Regions from separate parts of the Homo sapiens genome. Here all the other regions are linked to region 1. Evidence: chromatin contacts called from ENCODE Hi-C or POLR2A ChIA-PET data. All regions are on one chromosome and are shown on one strand. The core of a region is the stretch at or near the end of the contact, and the rest is flanking DNA. Distances in the headings are between cores, read along the strand shown.

The links. Hi-C counts contacts between places; a loop is a spot of excess contacts on that map. ChIA-PET counts read pairs that join two places held with the same protein, here RNA polymerase II (POLR2A). Pooled maps may share reads with other maps.
Region 2: a loop to region 1 is called in a pooled map, with 2.2 times the contacts of the local background. The contact joins the promoter of SLC41A1 here to the promoter of RASSF5 in region 1. A Hi-C loop is called at or near these places in 4 of 50 pooled maps. POLR2A ChIA-PET finds 5 or more read pairs at or near these places in 2 of 52 experiments (GM10248 and activated B cell).
Region 3: a map of gastrocnemius medialis shows a loop between it and region 1 (2.8-fold over the local background). The contact joins the promoter of PFKFB2 here to the promoter of RASSF5 in region 1. A Hi-C loop is called at or near these places in 4 of 168 maps with a recorded cell type or tissue (ascending aorta, cardiac septum, chondrocyte and 1 more) and 10 of 50 pooled maps. POLR2A ChIA-PET finds 5 or more read pairs at or near these places in 1 of 52 experiments (activated CD4-positive, alpha-beta T cell).

Annotation. Positions count from the first base shown.
Region 1 is chr1:206,505,722-206,508,978 of GRCh38, reverse strand. It overlaps RASSF5 (Ras association domain family member 5), which reads right to left and starts at 1,448. Exons shown (of 6, transcript NM_182663.4): 1 at 920-1,448. The coding sequence starts at 1,376. It overlaps LOC124904493 (a long non-coding RNA gene), which reads left to right and starts at 1,572. Exons shown (of 2, transcript XR_007066830.1): 1 at 1,572-2,113. RefSeq lists silencers at 1,043-1,132, 1,173-1,532, 1,783-1,832.
Region 2 is chr1:205,811,430-205,814,686 of GRCh38, reverse strand. SLC41A1 (solute carrier family 41 member 1) reads left to right here and starts at 1,489. Exons shown (of 11, transcript NM_173854.6): 1 at 1,489-1,879. RefSeq lists silencers at 1,129-1,358, 1,499-1,758 and an enhancer at 1,195-1,695.
Region 3 is chr1:207,051,548-207,054,804 of GRCh38, reverse strand. It overlaps PFKFB2 (6-phosphofructo-2-kinase/fructose-2,6-biphosphatase 2), which reads right to left and starts at 1,530. Exons shown (of 15, transcript NM_006212.2): 1 at 1,439-1,530; 2 at 3-104. The coding sequence starts at 87. It also overlaps a transcript of YOD1 not described here. RefSeq lists an enhancer at 1,600-2,239.

The DNA.
Region 1 (3,257 bases), core at 199-2,698:
GGGTGGACACCTATTAAAGGCATACACACCCCTAACTGTAGGAGGAGAAAAATAATAAACCCCCAAGGAGACTGAAGATTGGCTCAGAAAATCTATACACTGGGGGCCCAGTGTTTTCTGGCTTTGAGAAGCGCCTGGCTCAGGAGGTGACTGGAGGGGCCTGAGGGCTGTGGAGAGGAAGGGACCCTGTCAGGAGCTGAGTAATGTTAGAGCATGACGACTAGGGCAGGAACCCAGGAGGAGGAAGGGGAGGAGGCAGGGCACAGCCAAACATTGGAGCAGAGTCCAAAGGTTTGAGGGGCCAGAGGTGAAAGGCAGGAGGGGGCACGGGTTCAGGGTGACTTCAGGCTCTCTTCAGCCTCACAGCCTGCCTTTATCCAAAATCTAACAAGGTCTCCTCCCTGTCCCAATACGTCCCCCTGGAGGAGAGGTCTGAGCCTGTACCATGGGCGGACAAACAAGCGTTTTGTCAGTAACCCTAATAAGCAAGGGTCAAACGGTCATCTCAACAGCAGTCTCACAACCCACTCCCAAGAACTCACAACAAAACCATGAGGGTGCACAGGGAGATGACAGAGGCCGCCGAGGCCATCACCCACCCACCCCCCACAACCTGTGTGCGAGTGTGTGTGTGTGTGTGTGTGTGTGTGTGTGTGGAGGGCCAAGGCACGCACCTGTCAGGAGACAGGTATCTGTTAACTACCGCATAACCATACCTAGGTAGTGGGCAGGCACTAAAGGATACCGGGCAGGGAACTAAGGAGCGGACTGTCCCCAGGGGTTGTTATCTCCTTATGTTCGGGGCTCCCCTGGAGCCAAAGAGTGTAATGGCCCCTCTCTCCCTGCCCCAGGGCCCTCCCAGTCCTTCGCCCCCAGACTGCGGTCTCCCCGCACGCCCCTCCCCTGCCTTCACACTTACTAGTGCAGCGCAGCGCCTGCCGCAGCACCTCTCGTCCGCACAGGTCACACCAGCCGGGGCCGCCCGGCAGCACCAACTCGGCGAAGCAGTGCCCCTCGCCTCGCTCCGCCGGGACTCTGGGATCCTGCGGCTGCTCGAAGATGCTCCGCACGTCGCGGGGTCGGGGCGCTCCAGGCCGCCGCCGCAGTCTCTGCTGCAGACCAGGCCGGAGCGGGCGAGCGGGTCGGGAGGCCCGGGGCGGGGGCTCCAGGTTCCCCCGGGCAGCCCTCCGGGCGCTGCGCCCCTCGCGCGCCCCGGGCGCAGTGGAGAGGGGCGCCGGGACACAGAGGCGCGAGGACCGGTCGGGGGGCGGCGGCGGTAGCTCGGGGCCGCTCAGGCTCTGTAGATAGCGCGGCGGCTCGGGGTCCAATAGTAGCGGGTACGGGCGCTGCCCGATGGCCGGGGACGCCATGGCCATGCCCGGCTAGTGGCGGCAGCTTTGGCAGCGGCGGCTTTGGCGACTGCGCTACTCCCGAGCCAGCCCCGAGAGAAGGGGCCGCCCCACACCAGCGCGCCTTTAAAGGAACCGCAGCCTGCTGGGCGGGGCGGGGGCGGGGAGAGTCGGAGTGGCAGGAAGGACGACCCAAGAGAACCGCCGACGGACCGAAGGGGGTAGGGTCCGTGCCAGGCGACGTCTGCGCGAGTGTGGATTTGGGGGCGTCTTCACCTGGAGCAGCTGCAGGATTCCGCAGAGGAGCGCCTCTGTACAGTACAGCTCAGAGGGCGCATTTCTGCGGGGGGCCCTAGGCCTTCAGCCCTGCCTCTTTCCCTTGCCAATCACTTTCCCCAACACCAGGTTCACCCCCGACCCGCACCCTCACGCGCCCCGGGAGGGAGCAGGTCGGAGGGAAAAGCTTGGGAACTGGCTCGATGGGGTCTGAGTAGGGCCCCTCCGTCTAGGCGTCCGCTCGCCACTCTCCCGCTGATGGTGCCGACAGGAGGGCCGTGCTCCTTGGCCCTTCCTCTCTCCGGCTTGTCGCCGCCCGCCGCCCCCTCTAGAGCGGAGCTCGACGCGGGTCCGGAATGCCCCGCGCGCGCTCCCGCAGCCGCGCTTTGTCCCGTGGGTGACCGCCGGATGCCTCCAAGGGCTGGCAGAGCTGTCCGCGTGCGACTTTCGCTCTGGTTGGATTTCCCCTTCCTTCGCAGCCCTGCCGGGTAGGGTATTCCTCTTTCCTGGAAGACTGGTGGGGGGTGGAGGGGAGTTGGGGGGGCTCCATTGAGAGAACGCTCCCTCGCCCCAAGGGTTGGGGGAGCTTTTCTTCCTTAGCCAACCCTCCGTTCCCCAGAGCTGCTCTAGTAATTACTGTGGAGATACCAGTTCCCCTAAATGCCCTAAGTGGAACCTGGTATGGATGGTTCACTCATGGGACCCAAAGAGAGATCTCCTTTCTCCCGGCACTTTCCCCCGTGAAGGCTTGCTTCAAGCCTTCATGGACCCTTGTCTGGTTTAACGCTCTGCGGTCACCATCTTGAAAGTCTTACTTTTTGAACAAAGGGCCAGGCGTTTTCTTTTTGCACTGGTTCCCACAAATTATGTAGTTGTTCCTGACAGGCACCTTTGCCCATGGAAACAGGCCCATCTTATGGATAAGGAGGACTCCTGGATCTCTGAACCTGGGCCTGGGCCCTGGCCCTCTCTAGCCCCAGTATTGTTAACTGTACATTGGGCTGGAGGTGGGGAGACAGGTGGTTGTTAACGTGGCACTCTCCAGCTCCGTCATTATGACTCAGTGATCACAGCTTTCCTCTTAAAACACAGGTTCGGTTTGGTCCGTCTAGCGGTGGTCATTTTTTAGAAGAATAGTCTAAATTCTTCTGGACCTGGTCTCTCCCTTCTCTTCCCAGGCCAGAGATGGGTCTCCCCCTAGTGCTTCGTAGGGGAATCTTCACTTTTGCTTTTTGTTTTTCCCTTGGAGGTAATTTTTAGGTAATTCCTAAGATTTCCAGAGTCCAGTGGCCAGGGAATTCCCAGCCAGCTTTGCTCCATGGCTTCTCCCTCACGGTAATCATAGTCCTCTGCCTCCCAAATCTGTAGCAGAAGAGAGGTTCCTGGGGCTCTGGGGGCTCACCAGAGGCGGGAGCTCACCCTATGAGGTGGTTTCTGAGGAATGACCCATGGGACAGTCAACCCCACAGTGCTACCAAACAGAGGAGCTCCGATGAGGGGTGTAAGCCACAGGCCACCGCCTCTGCCCCACCCCTCCTCTACCTTTCCTCTTCCCTCTCCTAACCTTGCTTTTGCTACATCAGTGGTTTTCAAACCTTGGTATGCATCACAGTCATCTGGAGGGCTTGTTAA
Region 2 (3,257 bases), core at 240-2,739, 690 kb after region 1:
GAAGTTGCCTCCAGCCCAACCAAAGTTCCTCCAGATACATCAGCCTTAATTCCCCACCCAACCCCACACCCCGTATTCACAAACCTCATCTTTCTGGACAAGTCCCAGCATTTCCTAGACTAGCAGCTACTTCTCCTGGCAGAAAAACCCAGTATTTGAGGCCAAAACTGGGGTCTGAGACACTGATATTTTGCTCTAGTAGGTCCTGTGAGTCTGCAGGCCCTTGATGCAAATGCTCCAGAGCTGATCTGGAATCATCCTGGGGGTACTGGTTTGGGGTGGGTGAGGGGAACAGGGTTTGGTATGTGTATTTGTCATCCTTATCAAAAGGAATGACCTGCTCAGGTTGCTGTGTGTGCTCTTGTGAGCACGTGCCCAAAGCTTCATACACAGCACTGCGATCTCTTCTCCCCAGGCACATCTCCGCTCCAAACCCTATTCAGGGGTCTAGAGCCATGTTCGAATGCCCCCGGGCTACTTTCAGGGAGGAAAAGGACAGGAAGGAACCGTTGGTCACAGGTTCCACTGACAAGAGGGGAAAACTTGGGAGTGGGGGTTCCTTTATGAGGGAGGTCACACCCCCTGCACAAAAACATCCCAAAGAGAACTGGCATTGAGCTTGTGTTGGAGAGGTGGAGATACCCCAGGGAGGAAGTGGCGAAAGGTGAGCATGGGAACACCCCTCTTTGATCCCACAAGGTGCGTCAGGGAAAGTTGGATTTCATTTAGTCCGGGATGGTGACATCTCTCCGCACGCTGCCACCAGGCTCAGTGGGTCAGAGGAAGTGAGGCTCCCCTCCTCTCCGACCTCAGGTGATGCGTGTGCGACCCCAGCCATGGGTCTGACCTCCTTTCGCTCCCGCCCGCCAGTCTCCACCCCTTTCAAGGCCGGGACTTTTTTAAGGCCGGATTCGTCAGGGGTGAGCCATTTGCTCAAGGAACGCGGAATCTGGAGGGAGCCTAAAGTGACGAGCCGGCGGGAGAAGAGCAAGGTAGGGACTGTTCTGTCCGGGTACCAAGTGGGAGGAGGGAGCACGCGGCTGGCTGCTTGAGCCCGGGGGTCAGAGGTGGCTGGCTGGCTGGCTCCACAGGGACGTTTACCGGTCTTCCCGAAGGCCAGAGGCTCCAAGGAAACATCCAGAGGCAGGAGAGGACGCGCACTGTCGCACACGCCTCTCAAAGTCTGCTGGGGCTCCGACGCGGCGCAGCGGGCCCGGGGGCGGTAGCACCACGCAGCGAGCCCGGGCAGCGGGCCCCTCGGACCCCGGGCCGATGGGCGCTGGGACCCGCGCGCTCCAGGCGCATGGAGCCGGCTCCCGGTTCCCGTCACTCCTCCTACTGCGTTTCCCCGGCGCCCCGCCTCCTGGGCACGAAGCGAAGGAAGGGGGCCGGGCCGAGGTTGATCCCGCCCCCTCCCCAGTCCCTGATTGGCTGCTGCTGTTGTCCATCCGAGAATCTATTTTTGATGGAGCGGGGGGGGTGCCACCCAGTCTGCCCCAGATCACGTTTGCCACCGGCAGCCAACCAGTTGGGCCCGAGTCCGCGGGCAAGAAGCGATTGGGGGCGCGTGAGCTCGGCTCCCCGGTCCCCCGTCCGGGTGCCCCCCCGCCGGGCCCGAAGCGATATATCCTGCCCTCCCCGGCCACCTCCCCCGCGTGGAAGCGGAGCGGCGGCCTCGCTGTAACGCAGAAGCGAAATGTAGCGAGCCGGGTGTCGCGGCTGGACGCTCGCCTTGGCTGGGGGTGTGGGGGGGCACGCCGGGGGCCAAGGAGGACTGTCGAGGAGGAGTGATGAGAAGAGGGGGTGCCCTGCACCCCCCGAGACCACGGGCCACGCTGCCACTTGCCAGGCGCCCCCCTTCCTCCCAGGCGAGGGGCAGGTCAGTCCTGTGGGGTCCTGGGGCGGGGAGGGGGTGGTGGAGGGCGGCAGTCCTGGCGCGCAGCGCATTTGCTGAATCTGAGTGGTGGAGAGACTGAGGAGGCCACCCAGTTACTTTCTCTCCCTCCTCGGGGTTGGGGATACTAAAATGGGTCTTTTTTGTCCCCGCCTGGGAGGAGGGGATAGGGCGTCCTGGTTCACTTTTGCTTCTTTCGTCCCAGGGCCTTAGGCCTGTCTGAAGTCTCTTTACAGGGGGAGTGGTGAGGGAGGACTGGCTTCCCCTCCTGGGAGCCCCCTCTCAGGTTCAGTGGCCTGCCAGGAACACAGGAGGGAGGCGGGGGTGTCAGCTTTTAGCGGACTCAGAAACTTTTCTGGCATAGGGGCACTGGACTCAGAGGTTTCCTCCTGGATCTCTGGTGAGGGAGTTTGAAAGAACCACAGTACTGTGTTTAAGGAGATTGGAAAAGGGAGTCCTGGTGGGTGACTGAATTGATAGAGGAAACAGTTCTCCTGGGCCAGTTCCTGGGGTTTGATACCTCCTTTCCTAAACTGAACTTGACTAATTGTGTGTGTTTGGAATACTTAAGGACCTGTTCCTCTTACCTGGTGGAACTCTCTTTAAATTTATTTTTTACGAATAAGAGCTCTTCTGGTGAAATGGAATAGGATGGGAGTCCATCAGGAATTAGGAAGCCTGGGGATTCCTTTAGGCAGAGAAGTGGAGCCATTACAGCTAAAGAGATGCATTTGGAGCAAGTGCATATTGGCTTACGGTGCTTTGGTTTTTGTTTTGGGTTTTTTTTATTGCTACTTTTGTTTTTTTGTTTTTGTTTCTAAGAATTCCACTATATCCAACTCTCAGTAACCCTGGGGAACAGGAGGAGCCTAATTAACTGAAATGCGTGGGTAATAAGCAATCGTTTTATGCTCTGTCCCTTCTAACTGAGATAACTCCCTTGTCCTATCTGACAAGCTCACAGGGCCAAGAGCAGGGGGAGACGGGGAGAGACAGAGGCCTGGATCCGAGTCAGCTGTCTGAGCTCTTTGTAACACTGTTGACTCTCAAGGGCAGGAGTGGGTAGGCCTCTGGCTCTTGGCCTTGGTCTGGCAGGCTTGCCCCACTGCCCAGGGAGTCCTCCTAGCTTTGTTTTGTTTTCTCAGAAGCTAGAACGATCTGGGGTCTGGGGGACTTCACTCAGCAATCAGTTTCTCCCTATTTCTTTGCCCTGTGTGGCTGTCTTTCTGTTGCTGTCTTGTGATGATAAGCAGTCACTTTATACAGGGGTGGCTGTGTGGCAGGGAGTTTGTGACTGAATTTGTAACTGAACCCCACTTAAATAATGCAGGGTTCTTAATGGGCATTCAAGAAGGGGTCTTGC
Region 3 (3,257 bases), core at 281-2,780, 550 kb before region 1:
ACAACATTTCTTCTCTGACATTCGAAGATTTGGGGTTTTGGTTTCATAGCTGTTGTTGTTCTGTTCTGAGGAAGATGCCCCAGACATGGCAGCTCTTCAGATGTCTGAAACAGAGAAGTAGAATGTAAAAAAGGGAAGGGGAAGAAAGAAGACATAACTTAAAAAAAGTCAGTGCATTGGATCCGTGTGGTATAAGTAAAAACACCCTGGGCCAAGAGGCAGGTTCAGTCCTGTTTCTCCCAGTTAGCAGCTACTTCTCTAGCCCTCTGTTTCCTCACCTATAAAAAGAGTTGCACTAGAACCTTACATTTATCTTCTGACTTACGAGTCTACATTTACAGACGTTATCTTCTTCAGTCCTAACAATAATCTTGTAATTAGGCAGATTTTGCCACCATTATTTCTTCTCATTTTACAGATTGAAAATTTGAGATTCATCGAATTAAGTGTCCTGCTCAAGGTTTCATGACCTCAGATTCTAGTTTTAAGAATCTGGGCAGAGTAGTGGCAGCAGTTGGGGTGGGGTGGGTTATGTATAGACGAAGTACATTACCAGGAAATTAACTCCAATCTAACGGTAGGACTCAGTTTTGCAAACAGTGAGGCCGGGCACGGTGGCTCACTCCTGGAATTCCAACACTTGGGGAGGCTGAGGCGGGCGGATCAAGAGGTCAAGAGATAGAGACCATCCTGGCCAACATGGTGAAACCTCGTCTCTACTAAAAATACAAAAATTAGCCGGGCCTGGTGGTGCGCGCCTGTAGTCCCAGCTACTCGGGAGGCTGAGGCAGGAGAATCGCTTGAACCCGGGAGGCGGAGGTTGCAGTGAGCCAAGATCCCGCCACTGCACTCCAGCCTAGCGACAGAGCGAGACTCTGTCAAAAAAAAAAAAAAAAAAAATGAAAAATGAAAAAGAAAGAAAGAAAAGAAAAAAGTGAGGGACGTGGGAAAATCTCGAACATATTCCCTGAAGGAAAAACAGTAACTGGACCCCAAGACAGCCCTAGCACGTCGTCATTTCTCCTCTAGTGCATTCTCAAGCCCTGCTCCGCACCCTCTCCCTAGTTACCCCCGGGACTCAGTCTAAAGAACGCCGGAGCGCTGAGGTGGTAAATGACTTCCCCAAGGTCACCTCAGGAAGAGGGGTAAGCCCTGATTCAAACTGGAGTGGGAAAGTCCTGAGCTCATGCCCCCAATTCAGACAACAGGGGGCTGGTGAGGACGGAAGATCCTGCGCCTTCAAGAGCCTTACACGATTCCTTTACTGACCACACAAATCCTCCAACCCAAACACAGACTGTGGCTCCCGGTCCCAGAACGTCCGCGCTGCCTGCCATGCCTGGGGACCAGCACCTCTCCCCGCACTTCATCCGGGGGCACGCAGCCCCCACATCCCGCCCCGCTAGACCCTACCCGGGGCTGCGCAGCTGTGGCTCACCCTACGATCTCTCCTAAGATCCCTCCCTGCCTTGGCCCCGGCGCCTGCCCTGTAACGCGACCGAACCGAGCCGACAGCTTGTGGCCGGGACCGGCGCTACAGTCGCCGGCAAATCATGTGAGCCCGTCTGGCCCCGCCCCCTCGCGCGTAGGTCCTCACCTGGAGAGAATCATCCACCAATCGGGCGCCTGCAGGACCCAGGGGGCGGGGCAGGGTCGCAATCGCCTAACTGGCTCGGGAAGGCGGCTGGAAGTCGGAACCAGAGAGATCACAAGCTCCTGAGTTTCCCAGCGCCGAGGAGCCTGGTGGCACTGTTGCTTGGTAACTAATAGGGCTGGGGGCGGTGTTAATAAAAAGCTTGACTTTTTTCTGACTCTCGCGAGAGTAGACTATTCGGTAGGCGTCTTGAGAGCGGGTGTGCCGGGTGACGAGAAAATGCTGCAAAGATTAACGCTCTCATTCCTGAATCCCAGCAGAACCTCATTAGATCCATAAATGGGAACGTAAGCTTTAAAGATGTTTTTGCTAGAATAAACTACCACAACACTTGAGCTAATTATGCCTTAGGGTGTATACATACCCGGCTCCACAGGTCAGACGCTGTGACCTAAGAAAATCAACCACTCTCATCGTTGAACCAGAAGCTTCCCTGGACCCACCCATACACCCCATTGGAGTTTTTTTTGTTTTGGTTTGGTTTGGTTTTTGTTTTTTGAGATGGAGTTTTGCTCTTGTTGCCCAGGCTGGAGTGCAATGGCACGACCTTGGCACCGCAACTTTTGCCTCCCGTGTTCAAGCGATTCTCCTGCCTCCCAGTATCTAGAATTAAAGGCATGGACCACCACGCCCAGCTAATTTTGTATTTTTAGTAGAGACGGGGTTTCTCCATATTGATGAGGCTGGTCTCGAACTTCTGACCTCGGGTGATTCACCCGCCTCGGCCTCCCAAAGTGCTGGGATTACAGGTGTGAGCCACTGCGCCCGGCCACCCCGGTGGACTTCTAACCACTCCTACCTTCCCTCCTACCTACCCCCTAACCCAGGCTGTATCATCCGTTGCAGTCGTCTTGAAGAACCAAGGAGGAAAATTGCACCAGCAAAAAAAAATTGAGTCATGAAAGATGTGAAAAGATGGAAACATTACATATAATTTATTCAGAAGCAAAGTCTTTTACAGTGGAGGTGAGTTTGCACCAAGTGAACTACACTTTTCATAGTTGCCCCAGCGGGCCCGTTTGATGCTTGATAAACCCACTCTTGGCAAGTGGGACTTGCTGTCTGAATCCCGGCTGGATAAAGAACAATGAGTATGGATTTCTTGGAAAAGAGAGATATAAATTCAGGGATGTCTTTATTCCTCCTTCGCCTGGGAATTAAACTAATTCTTCCAAAAGTTCAAACAGTTATCTCCTCTTTAAGGCTTTTTACAACTCCCAGAGTGCTCTAGTTGCCCTCTCTATGTCTATACAACTCTGTCTTTATTCATTCAGCCAGTATTTGTTGAACACTTTTTATTTGCGAGGCACAGTCCTGGGTTCTAGGCATACACGTTTGAAAAGGTACAGATAATCTAGCATTATCACGTTGCTTTGAAATTCAGTGGCTGTGTGTCTCACACCCCACCCTGTCTCCCAACTGCAATGAATACTTGTTACAATGAAGGCAGGAATGAAGTCTTCATATTTGTATGCCCAGGAACTGAACTGGAATCTGATGACACGCGTTACACGACTCCTCCTTACACTGCCACCACCTGAATGAGGCAGCTGCCCTGGGCCCAGATGCTGACCTCATACTGTGCTTTCTGAAGTGGCAAATA